Linked DNA regions of Mus musculus: region 2 is linked to region 1. Evidence: chromatin loops called from intact Hi-C (ENCODE). Cell type or tissue: heart. All regions are shown on one strand. Each heading gives the region's core, and the rest is flanking DNA. Links, peaks and the distances in the headings are about the cores only.

The links. A loop is a pair of places that touch in the nucleus more often than their neighbours do. Peaks named below come from ENCODE experiments on the same cell type or tissue, not always from the same donor. Only the 100,000 strongest peaks of a DNase experiment are listed, where the experiment ranks them.
Region 2: it touches region 1 in a loop (5-fold over the local background); 36 of 42 quality-filtered maps call a loop at or near these places.

The regions. Positions count from the first base shown.
Region 1 is chr2:118,880,645-118,885,596 of GRCm38, forward strand. Ivd (isovaleryl coenzyme A dehydrogenase) reads left to right here. Exons shown (of 12, transcript NM_019826.4): 12 at 1-2,265. Among named protein-coding and RNA genes, the nearest start is that of Gm32798, 4.6 kb to the right of the region's middle. In heart, for the core only: no CTCF peak of the experiment used is centred there; a DNase peak (open chromatin) is centred at 2,767; H3K4me3 peaks cover 673 bases; H3K27ac peaks cover 406 bases; H3K27me3 peaks cover 1,307 bases.
Region 2 is chr2:118,758,005-118,762,480 of GRCm38, forward strand. It overlaps Ccdc9b (coiled-coil domain containing 9B), which reads right to left. Exons shown (of 11, transcript NM_001001982.2): 2 at 3,641-3,754; 3 at 3,285-3,392; 4 at 2,522-2,677; 5 at 2,317-2,445; 6 at 1,504-1,703; 7 at 1,197-1,252; 8 at 586-639; 9 at 409-499. Among named protein-coding and RNA genes, the nearest start is that of Ccdc9b, 2.4 kb to the right of the region's middle. In heart, for the core only: CTCF peaks have their summits at 2,046 (motif pointing left) and 3,499 (motif pointing right); DNase peaks (open chromatin) are centred at 2,037, 2,507, 3,617 and 3,997; H3K4me3 peaks cover 1,103 bases; H3K27ac peaks cover 2,044 bases; H3K27me3 peaks cover 252 bases.

The DNA.
Region 1 (4,952 bases), core at 564-4,563:
AGATGTGGCAGCCCTCTGACCTGTCTAAGGAAGCTCTGCTGCTCAGCTGCCCTTCTCTGTCAGCCCTCTGCCCCGTGTGAAGTCGGATTCTCCAGCCGTTCCGGGCAGGAAAGCCTAAAATGACTGCTAAAATGACTTTGGCTTTTTGGGGGGTTTGGGGGGAGGGTGGCAGTGTCTGTGCCATTGCTTTCTACATCTGAATGTGATGACCTGACCCTCCAGGTAGCATCTGACAGGTACCCGACTCCTTTTCTTGGGCAAGCCTCTGGCAGGGTGCCCTTTCTGTTCAAGGGTAACAGAGGCATTACCCCTTTCAGTTGTCAGATACTTGTGGTCTCATTTCTTGAGGAAAAGGCAAAAGCCATCTCCTTCTTAACTGTTTCTCCAAGAGCTAGACAGCTCCAGAATGCCTATGGCAGACCCAGGAAGGACAGAGTCCACAGTCCAGGCAAGACAACACAGAAGATCGGCTCCCTCGTGTACCTGAGTCTGTCTGCATCACTCTGTCACAGGCTAGCACTGGGCCTGCTCATGTGACCTTCTGCAGCTGACTGGCCAGCAGACACAGGTCCTGTGGCCCAGCCCAGGTTGCCTGGCTCCCCTCCAGCCTTGTTGCCTCTGTATATTTCTCTAGACACCCTGTGGCTAATTTTATTACAACTGCACAATGTCTGTTGCCATTTTGTATTAAATATACTGCAAGGTAAACCCTTCTGCGCCCAAAGCCGTGTTCTGCAGGAGAAACAAGCCACTTGCTATGGTCCTGTCTGCATCCAGAGAATGTCCTTGAAGCGGCCTGCCCTTCAGTTTGCCCTTTGGGAATGGGATAGGAGGCCAGAATAGGAAGTCTCAGACCCAGATCTCCTGGTGACTTTTCTTCTTGTTGTGTGTGAAATTGTACCTAGGCTGTGCTAGGCAGGCACTGCACCACTGAGTCAGCTCCTTGCCCTACCAACTTCTCCATGGTTTTATTTTAGTCTCCCTGTAGCCGAGACTAGCTTTGAACTAAGACCCTGAACAGTAGATCTGCCCCTATCTCTTGAGTGCTGGGATTACAGGCAACACCCTGTGCTTTTTCTTAAAGGAAAGGGGGAGAAAATGGGGGGGGGGTGTCAAGTGTGGGAAGACAGGAGGAGAGTCTTAAGTTTCTGGAGGATTTTGAGAGTTTTTTTTTTGGGGGGGGGTTGCTTTTGATTCAGAGTCTAACTGTAACTCAGAATCCTCCTGCCTCTGCCTCCTGACTGCCAAAATTATATACATGAACCACCACAGCTGGCATATCTGAGTTTTGTTTCATTTGTCTAGCTATATAGCCCAGGCTGGCCTTGGACTCAAAGATCCTCCTCTGCCTCCCTAGTTCTGAGATTAAAGGCACGTGCAACCACCACACCCAGCTCAAACTCTGCAAGGTTGTTTTGTTCTTTTAATACTTGACTTTTTCAAGGTCAGAATTGGAGCTAGGATCCTAATGGGCTAGCAACAGGGACATCCCAACCTTGGGCCTCCCAACCTTGGGCCGTCACAAATAGCGCCCAGGCCGTGGATTACCACATTCATGTGAGTTCCCAAAAATAAAGACTGTTTTTCCTGGCTCCCAGCCCAACAGTCTTAGCCTAGGTGGAGTGCTGAGGTCTGAGACAGGTGGAGTCAGCACCTTAGCAACCCCACACCCGTCCCATCTTAAGAGGGGGTTCATGAATGCAGTAGATACACTGACCAGCTGAGGAAGATCCCTGGAACAACCCACAGAAGATGATCAAAATGAGGCAGAGGACCTGCACGCCTGCAAGATTGTCACCAAGCCAGACAACCTGGGTTGGAGTCCAAGAACCCATATGGGGGATGGAGAGTTGCCCTCTGACCTCCATAAGTTATCAGAAGGCAACATGTCACCCAGTCATGCCATAGGAACCCTACCAACGAGAGTGTGCCCCAGAAGTTCACCTGTTAAAAACCTCAGTCCCAGCCATTTGTTAATGGTTTAGGTAGTAATGACTTTAGTGGCTTTATAAAAGGGAATCTTAAACTAGTGTGCCTGCTCTGTCGTGTCAGGTCTCCTACCATGTTATCAGGCAAGAGAAGAACACTGGAGTTGGGAGCGCCATGCTTTTGATAGTCAGCCTCTGGAACCATGAGCTATAATTACCCAATCTGTTTGTATCCAGCTATAGCAACTGAAAGGAAGAATGTGATTGTTTTTCTGAATTTTTTTTTAATGTGACACACAAGAAATGTTTTTAAATAAAAGACAAAATAAAAACTATGTCTGAAAAGTGGATGGGAATAGTGGGGGTGGGACGCTGCTAATGAGAAGTGTTAAGTGTAGCCAGGTCTTGTGCCTTATCAGAATCTAGTGACAAACACCTGGGCTCCCTAGGGAGTGACACTGGGCTAAGGCAGCTATATGGGGGTTTTTGTTTGGTTGAGTTGGTTTGGTTTTGGTTCCCAACCCCCACCCACCCCGCTGATAATCCAACTTGGGCCTGGAGAGAGTTTCTCCCCAGGGACCAGAGTCTTAGCCCCACATCCCAGTGGTAGTCCCTTGTAATATTGCTTCACTTCACACATCCACTCCTTCCCTGACCTTTGCAACCAACTGAGTGCTCAAGGCAAGATTGCTTAAGGATGCAAAGCCCTGCTGGGTGAGTTGCTCAAACCTAGGAACGACGGGTGAGCCAGCCACGCTCTGACGCCCGGGAGGCTGGGTGGGGCCCGAGCCGGAGTAAAGCAACAGCACACAGAGTGGAGAGAGCGTCTAGCACACAGCGTGCCCTGGTGGGGGCTGGAATCCGCATGGCCATCGGTTATCTGCTTATGGCGGATCTAAAGTGCTCTCACTTCTTAAGACTCCTGCCTTAAAGCTCTGCGGGCGGCCGATTGCAGCGAGGACTCCCGGGACCCGCTCAGTCAGCGCTGCGTGGAGCTCGCCTGACCCCTACCGGCCATCCGCGGACTCGCAGGCGCGGTGACTTTCTGGACGCTCCAGTTTCCCACTCGTGCTCTGGATGCACGGTTTCCAAGACTGAAATTTCCCCAGAATTTGTATTTTACTAAATGAGAACATTGAAAGATCACTATCCACTATCACCACCATCTCATACAAGAAGGCCAAACAAAAACAGGGAGACCATAAACAGCAAAGATGAGTGTGGTATTCTTTTAAAAATTATGGTCAGAGTTTAAAAAACTGTAATTTTTTTTCCAAAACTTATTTTATGTGTATGAGTATTTTTCTTGCGTGTGTATATGTGTTCTGCTTGTTAGTCTGATACCCGCAGAGACCAGAAGAGGAGCTGGATTCCCTAGAACGATGTTATGAGTTGCCTTGTGGGCAGCGGGGAAACCCATTCAAGGGCCTCTCAATGAACAAATGCCCCTAACCCGGGGGAGCCGTCTCCCCACCCTCCAAAACAATGTAAGTTTTTAAAAGTTTATTGAAGAGGAAAGCCTGTCCCCTCCTTCCCCCTGTACCATTCCCCCAGGACAAAACTTCTTTTGAATCTGTAAGGAGTTCCTTTTTGGCTATTCATGCTTCTAAGTGCTCTATTGATTGATTGGTTCGATTGTAGGTCCTCCTAAGGATACTGTTTTAATGTGCATAATTGTCATTTATGACAATCTTGTTATATGCTCATATTTTTTTCACTATCCAACAGGCATTTAGACAAGCCCCCAGATAGATGGGGGGTGTGGGGGGGGACAGGGCAGGAGCACATACCAGCCTCTTCTTCTGCCTATATTCCACTCCACAGTGGAGGAACTCAGAGCCACACTATGCAAGGTGGGGGCTCTCCCCTACTGTGCTCTACCTACTTCCTCTAACCAAGAGCCATTCAGAATTCGACTTCTCCACACCAATCCAACTTGCCTCCCTTCTTCCAGTCCAGGTCGCTGAACTGCACCTCCACCCTGAGCCAGAGAGAACAATGGAGCCTCCTCTGATGGAGCCAACCATGCATCCCAGCACATTTAAGGTCAATACAAAGGTTACACTGGGCATAGTAGGCATCTTGTATACCCAAGCACTCAGGAGCCTGAAGGAAAGGATTACAGTGACGTTGAGGCCAGCCTGAGCTATATATCCAGTTCAAGGCAAGCCTGGGCTACCTAAGTAAAAGGACTGGGAAAGTGCCCCCCAAATAAAGACCTAACATCTCAGTAGAGCTCCTTTGTCCCAGATGCTTTGGAGACTGAAGCAGGAGGATCACTTGGGGCCAGGAACTTGAGGCTACCTGAGCAACACACTAGACCCAGTGTTAATAAGGAAGCATGGTGCTGCGTGCCTTTAACCTCAGCACTTGGGAAGCAAGGTAGGCAGGTCTCTGTGAATTCGAAGGCTAGCTTAGTCTAGAGAGAGCTCCAGGTCACACAGGGCTCTGGAGACCTTGTCTTGGGGGAGGGGGACCTAAGGATTAGCAAAGCAAACACAATTTGGGTCTATCTTGACTCTTTCTGCAACTCCCCTCTCCGCTGCTGAGCACAGCAGCTGTGGTTGTACGCAGTCTTCCCTGCCTTACTCTGGCCTGGGCCTTTGCCCCAGCTGGTTTCTCCATCCAGGAAGTCCTTCCAGCTCTGTGCTGTGCCCTCCCCTAAAGCCTCACTGCAGGCTCCCTCCAGAAGAACTCTCCAGCCTTTCTTCTCCTCTCTCCCCACCTCACCCACAGCCCACTCCCCTTCCTCCCACCTTGGCACATGAACATCCAAGGGCGCACGACACGTTCAAGGGCAAGGTGGGCATTCTCTTCTTCATGCCTGCCACCTGTTTCCTCCAACAAGGGACAGCTCCAGGCCACAGCTTCTGCTGTTCTAGAATTCTAGAACTGCTCGGCAGTTCGAGTACGCCTGCCCACTCTCAGGGAGAGAGGCTAGCCTCATTTCTCCCAAGTATTTCTTGGATGCTGGTTGCTGTTAGATTAACTAGAGCACTCAGCCGGAGGCAGCCCCCCATCCTG
Region 2 (4,476 bases), core at 477-4,476, 120 kb before region 1:
AGGGAGGCTTCTAGATGCTTCCTACCCAGCCTGACCTTACTTCTCAATCAAACCTAGCCATTTCCTCTGACTATCCACCCCAGGTCCCCAGCTGCTGTTTATGGCTGAGCCTGCTGCACCTTGAGATCCATGGGGACTCCGGGCATGTTCCTGCATGCTCTGCCTGGGAAAGGCACACCTCACATCCCAGGGGAAGTGTGCTGTTGTAATTACCACAGCCTCTGGGCACCAGGCTCTTAACCACTACCACCTCTGCTGGTGTCCTTTCTTGGTATCTCATTAACCTGTGGCAGGCAACAAGCAACCAGGAATCAGGGGCCCTGGGGATGGAGCAGAGGGACCTGGGCCAGTCCAGGAAATTAGGACACCTACATACCTGCCTTGATTTTGTCCCCTGTCCCCTGTTACCTTCGGGCCCTGCCAGTTAGCCTCTCCTTCCCCTGGGCGTTGCTGCCTATGGTGGATGTCATCGAGGGTCTTCCAGATTGTCCACCCCGACCTGCAAGACATGATGGAGGATGGAGGGCTGTACCAACTGCCTTCACCAGCTGAAGCGATTCTGCTCCTTTCCTGCCCCCAACTCACATTTTCCATCCAGGGATGATGGTGGGTGCTGAGGCTTCTGGTGGGTCCTAGGACCTAAAGGGAAACAAAGTAAATGGGGTGGGAGTGTCAAAGAATCTAAAACAGACACCGGAGCTCTCTAGTACCAGGAAGCTTCCAATGGTCCTTCCTTCCCTTAGGAGTTCTATCTTCCCAAAGCCCACGCTACCTCTGCAGAAAAGCCTCCCCTGGCCTGGGGCCCTGGACTGTGTTTACACTGCCCAGCTAAATGACTCGGTCAGCTCGTTGGCCCCTAGGCTCTGTGTATGAAGAATCACCAGAAAGTCACAGGACTCCTCCCACAGCAAGCTCAGGAGGGCCGACAGGACTTTTACCCCACAAGGAATGACATCTGGAAAGACCTAGTTCGGCTCCCACTGAATCTAGCCCAAGCCGTAGCTCAGAAAACACTAGAGAGTGTGGGAGGGGAAGGAAGGACAGACTTTTTTTCCGTGTCCCTTTTCATCTTTGATGAAGAGACAGGGTAGTAGGATCCTAGACAAGACAAGAGGATCATGGGTTCTGGGCCAGCCTGGGCTAAGACTCTCCAAAAACAAACAAGGCACACGAGCATGAGGTGGGGATCAGCTCACCCTTCCTGCTGCCCATGGCCAGGTCCCTGTCCCTAGGCTTGTGGCAGTTCTGTGGCCTGTGTAGACAGAGAAGGGCATTACGTCACTCGTGGCAATGTGGGTAGAGGCTGCATCAGACTCCACCCAGACACTGTCTCCTCTAACCCCATAGCTCAGGGCAGCACAGAGTTGTGGTCCCAAGAAAGAGGCAGAGCACAAAACCCTGGGACCAGGGTCTGACGAAAAGTCTTTTCCCTCCAAGAGGCACCCATAGTTAGCCCTACCCAAGTCCCACAGTCACAGCAAGCTGCTCAGCCATGCCACCCACATGGACTTGGCTTTGTCCAGGTCCCACGGGCGGCTCCAGTCACCCTGTGGGTTTCTGTGCCGGGCAAGGCGGGCCAGGTCAATCTGCTCTCTCTCTTGTTTCCACTGCGTGTAGTCCCAGCTGGCCTCAGGGGACAGCCCCAAGGACTGTTGGGGAGGTGGACTTGAGACCACGCCTGGACTCCGGGGCTCCAGAACACCCTGCAAGGGGAAGACACTTAATATCATGGGGGAGAAGTAGAGAGAAGATTTGAATGGAGCTCCTCTCTCACGGTCTCTACTTCCCAGTACATAATTAGGTCTGTCTCGTCTCCAGCATGCTGTGCTTGCTGTGGACCTTTTGCACGCATCCACGTGTTCACTTCCAGTTTGAGACAGGTAATTTAACCTCTCTGAGTATTATGTCCTTATCTGTGAAAGGAGGCGTCCCTTTTCTTAGAGTTGTTGGTGTGGATAGACCAGACCGGCCCTAGATAGGAGGGGCACCCATAGGCGGTGAGCAAAATCAAGAACAATTACAAGGGGCTGCTGCCACCTAGAGGTCACAGCTGGCACATAGCCAGTCACCTACACATCCCTCTGACACCTTAGAGTCGAGTCATCGATCATATTATGGCTGGATAATATATCTGGCTTAATTATTTCTTACTGCAAGGCACACCCAAAGCGGATATTGGCCAGAGAAGGGGAAGAAGGTAAGAATTCTCACAGGTGGTGCCTAGGCCAGGTTTGCCCAGGCAAGGGACATACCTTACTTAGTTTCTCTGCCTTCTCCAAATAGGGATTGTGTCCCTACCCCTGCTTGAAGATGTACCTTCCCTGCTGAATCTGAGCTGGAAGTCATCTGCAAGGGTGCACGCCAGCTCCGGCCTCCTCCAGATGTCCCCTTTGCCCTTGGGCTCCGCGCTTGGGTCGTGGGTTTCTCACTTACTATCCTTTTGGCCTGGAGAAGGTATAGATGGGCATCATGGCTGAGCCAAGGGAGGGAGACCTGAGGTCTGGAAGTCTCAACTGCTCACCTTGGCTTTGTTTTCCATGGTGACAGCAAGTTCCACCCGGTGCCCCATGCTGAAAGTACCCGGTGCGTCTGCAGCATCTTCATCATCTGTCAGTGTGGTAGTCACTCCAGGTGAAAGGGGCGCCCTGGCCCAGTTTCTGCTGACCACCCTCTTCTCCTGCAGAGCGAGATGCCTGTGTCCTCAGGCCACATGGGTCATCCTGAGCAGAACCTGGGTGCTGGGTGCTGGGGGGAGGGGTTCCCTAGGTTTGGGTTCCAGCCCTAGGCCTCCCTGGAATGCCCGTGGCAAAGCTTGGCCCTTCAGGAGTTCACATGCCAATGGCATTAGTTATTCAGAGCTCAGAGCCAACAGAGGGATCCAAGATGCCACAAGGGCTTGTCATCTCTGAATCAAAAAAAAAAAAAAAAATCCAGAGTATGCAGACAATATGGCCTTATCTCTAAGACACTGATTCTTTTGCTTACAGCCCAGACTTCTCCCTCCTCTGCTTCCTGCAGGGTTTCGGCCTCAGGGTCTGGGGTAAGGAGAAGGCTGTGCTCTGCACATAGGGTTTACATGCAGAGCTGTAGGACTGGGAAAGTCTGTTCAAAGGTTTCTGTTTGGTAGCCTTTCATCTGTGGCCCTTTGGAGAAGATGGCAATAGCTTGGGAGGTCTGTTGTTGCTGGGAGACACCCAGAAAGGCAATTAGGAGAAATGGGATAGTGTTAACACCCCAGGCATGGTCCAGGCCTCAACCCTGCCTGTCTCCAAGGTGAGACTTACACCGGGAACCTGGCTGATGGTGACCGTGAGGCTGTCGGGTTGGAGGAGCCCTGGAGTGGTCACAGCCATGCCCCCCTGCTCCGCCTGCCGACGATCTTCCTCGATCTCCTGTGGGAGGGCCTGAAGTCAGCAAGGCCATGGCCCCCCAGGCTCACAGACACACAGACACTGACAGGCCTACACAGAAAAACACCAATGGGACACCAGGGGGCAGAGGCACCACATCACCAGTGCCCAAGACTTTGATGGGGGCATGGGCTAAGGCCCTCAGAGAGAACCCACTGTGTAAACAGCCTTTTGAAGGTAGCCAGGGACCCCAGCCACAGGAGTCCTCTCAGCCGACACAACACACTCACCTGGTACCTTCGTAGTAAGGCCTGGTTCTTCTTGCGCAAGGCAACTATCCTACGGTCCAGCTCGGCATCTTTTTCCTCATGCCGGCGCATTGTGGACTCGGCTTTGTGGGGCCCCTGTAGAAGGCATGGAACCCAATACAAGGAACGGATTTTAGCCCCAAGCTACAGCACCCAGGGTGAAAGAGGTTTCTTAGGAAGATGGTCTACAGAGGGCCAAACCCCACCCCAGTGAGGCCTGTCTGCCAGTTTGCCTACTGAGGGCTCAGGTCAGGGTTTCATACCCAGGGCCTCGGCTCCCAGCAGCAGGCTGCCCCTCCCCCTGGCTCCCCAGGGGGTTCTGCTGTGAGCACAGTCTGGAATGAGAGTTAAAAATGGCTCTGGCAGCCGAACCTGCCGTGACTGGGAAGCTGCCAGGGGATTCAGGAGGTCGAGGGGGGACACTTTGCCTCCCAAATCTAGAACCACACACACAGAGACAGGCTTTAGCTTGGTTCTGGCCTCCCAGGCACCGGACCCCACTCCCTAAGCCTGTGCCCAGTCCGAAGGAGAGAGCAGCTCCCACGGGCTCCGCGAGCCCTCCAGGTCTGAGCTGCTGACTGATGGGGCAGGAGAACAGCAGGCCCAGCTGGGAGCAACTCTGGGCCGAGCCATGCCTCTGCATCAAGATCTGCGGTTCTTCTCTGTCTGGCTGTGGGGTCTATGTTTTGCTCAGCGCCTTGCCCGGCCCACCACCTGCCTCCTCGTGGCTCTCTTTCTCCCAGGCCCAGCTGCCACCAGCTGTCCCCAGAATGTGGCTGCTTCGTAGCTTAGCTCCCTCCCATCCTCTAGAAGCCCCC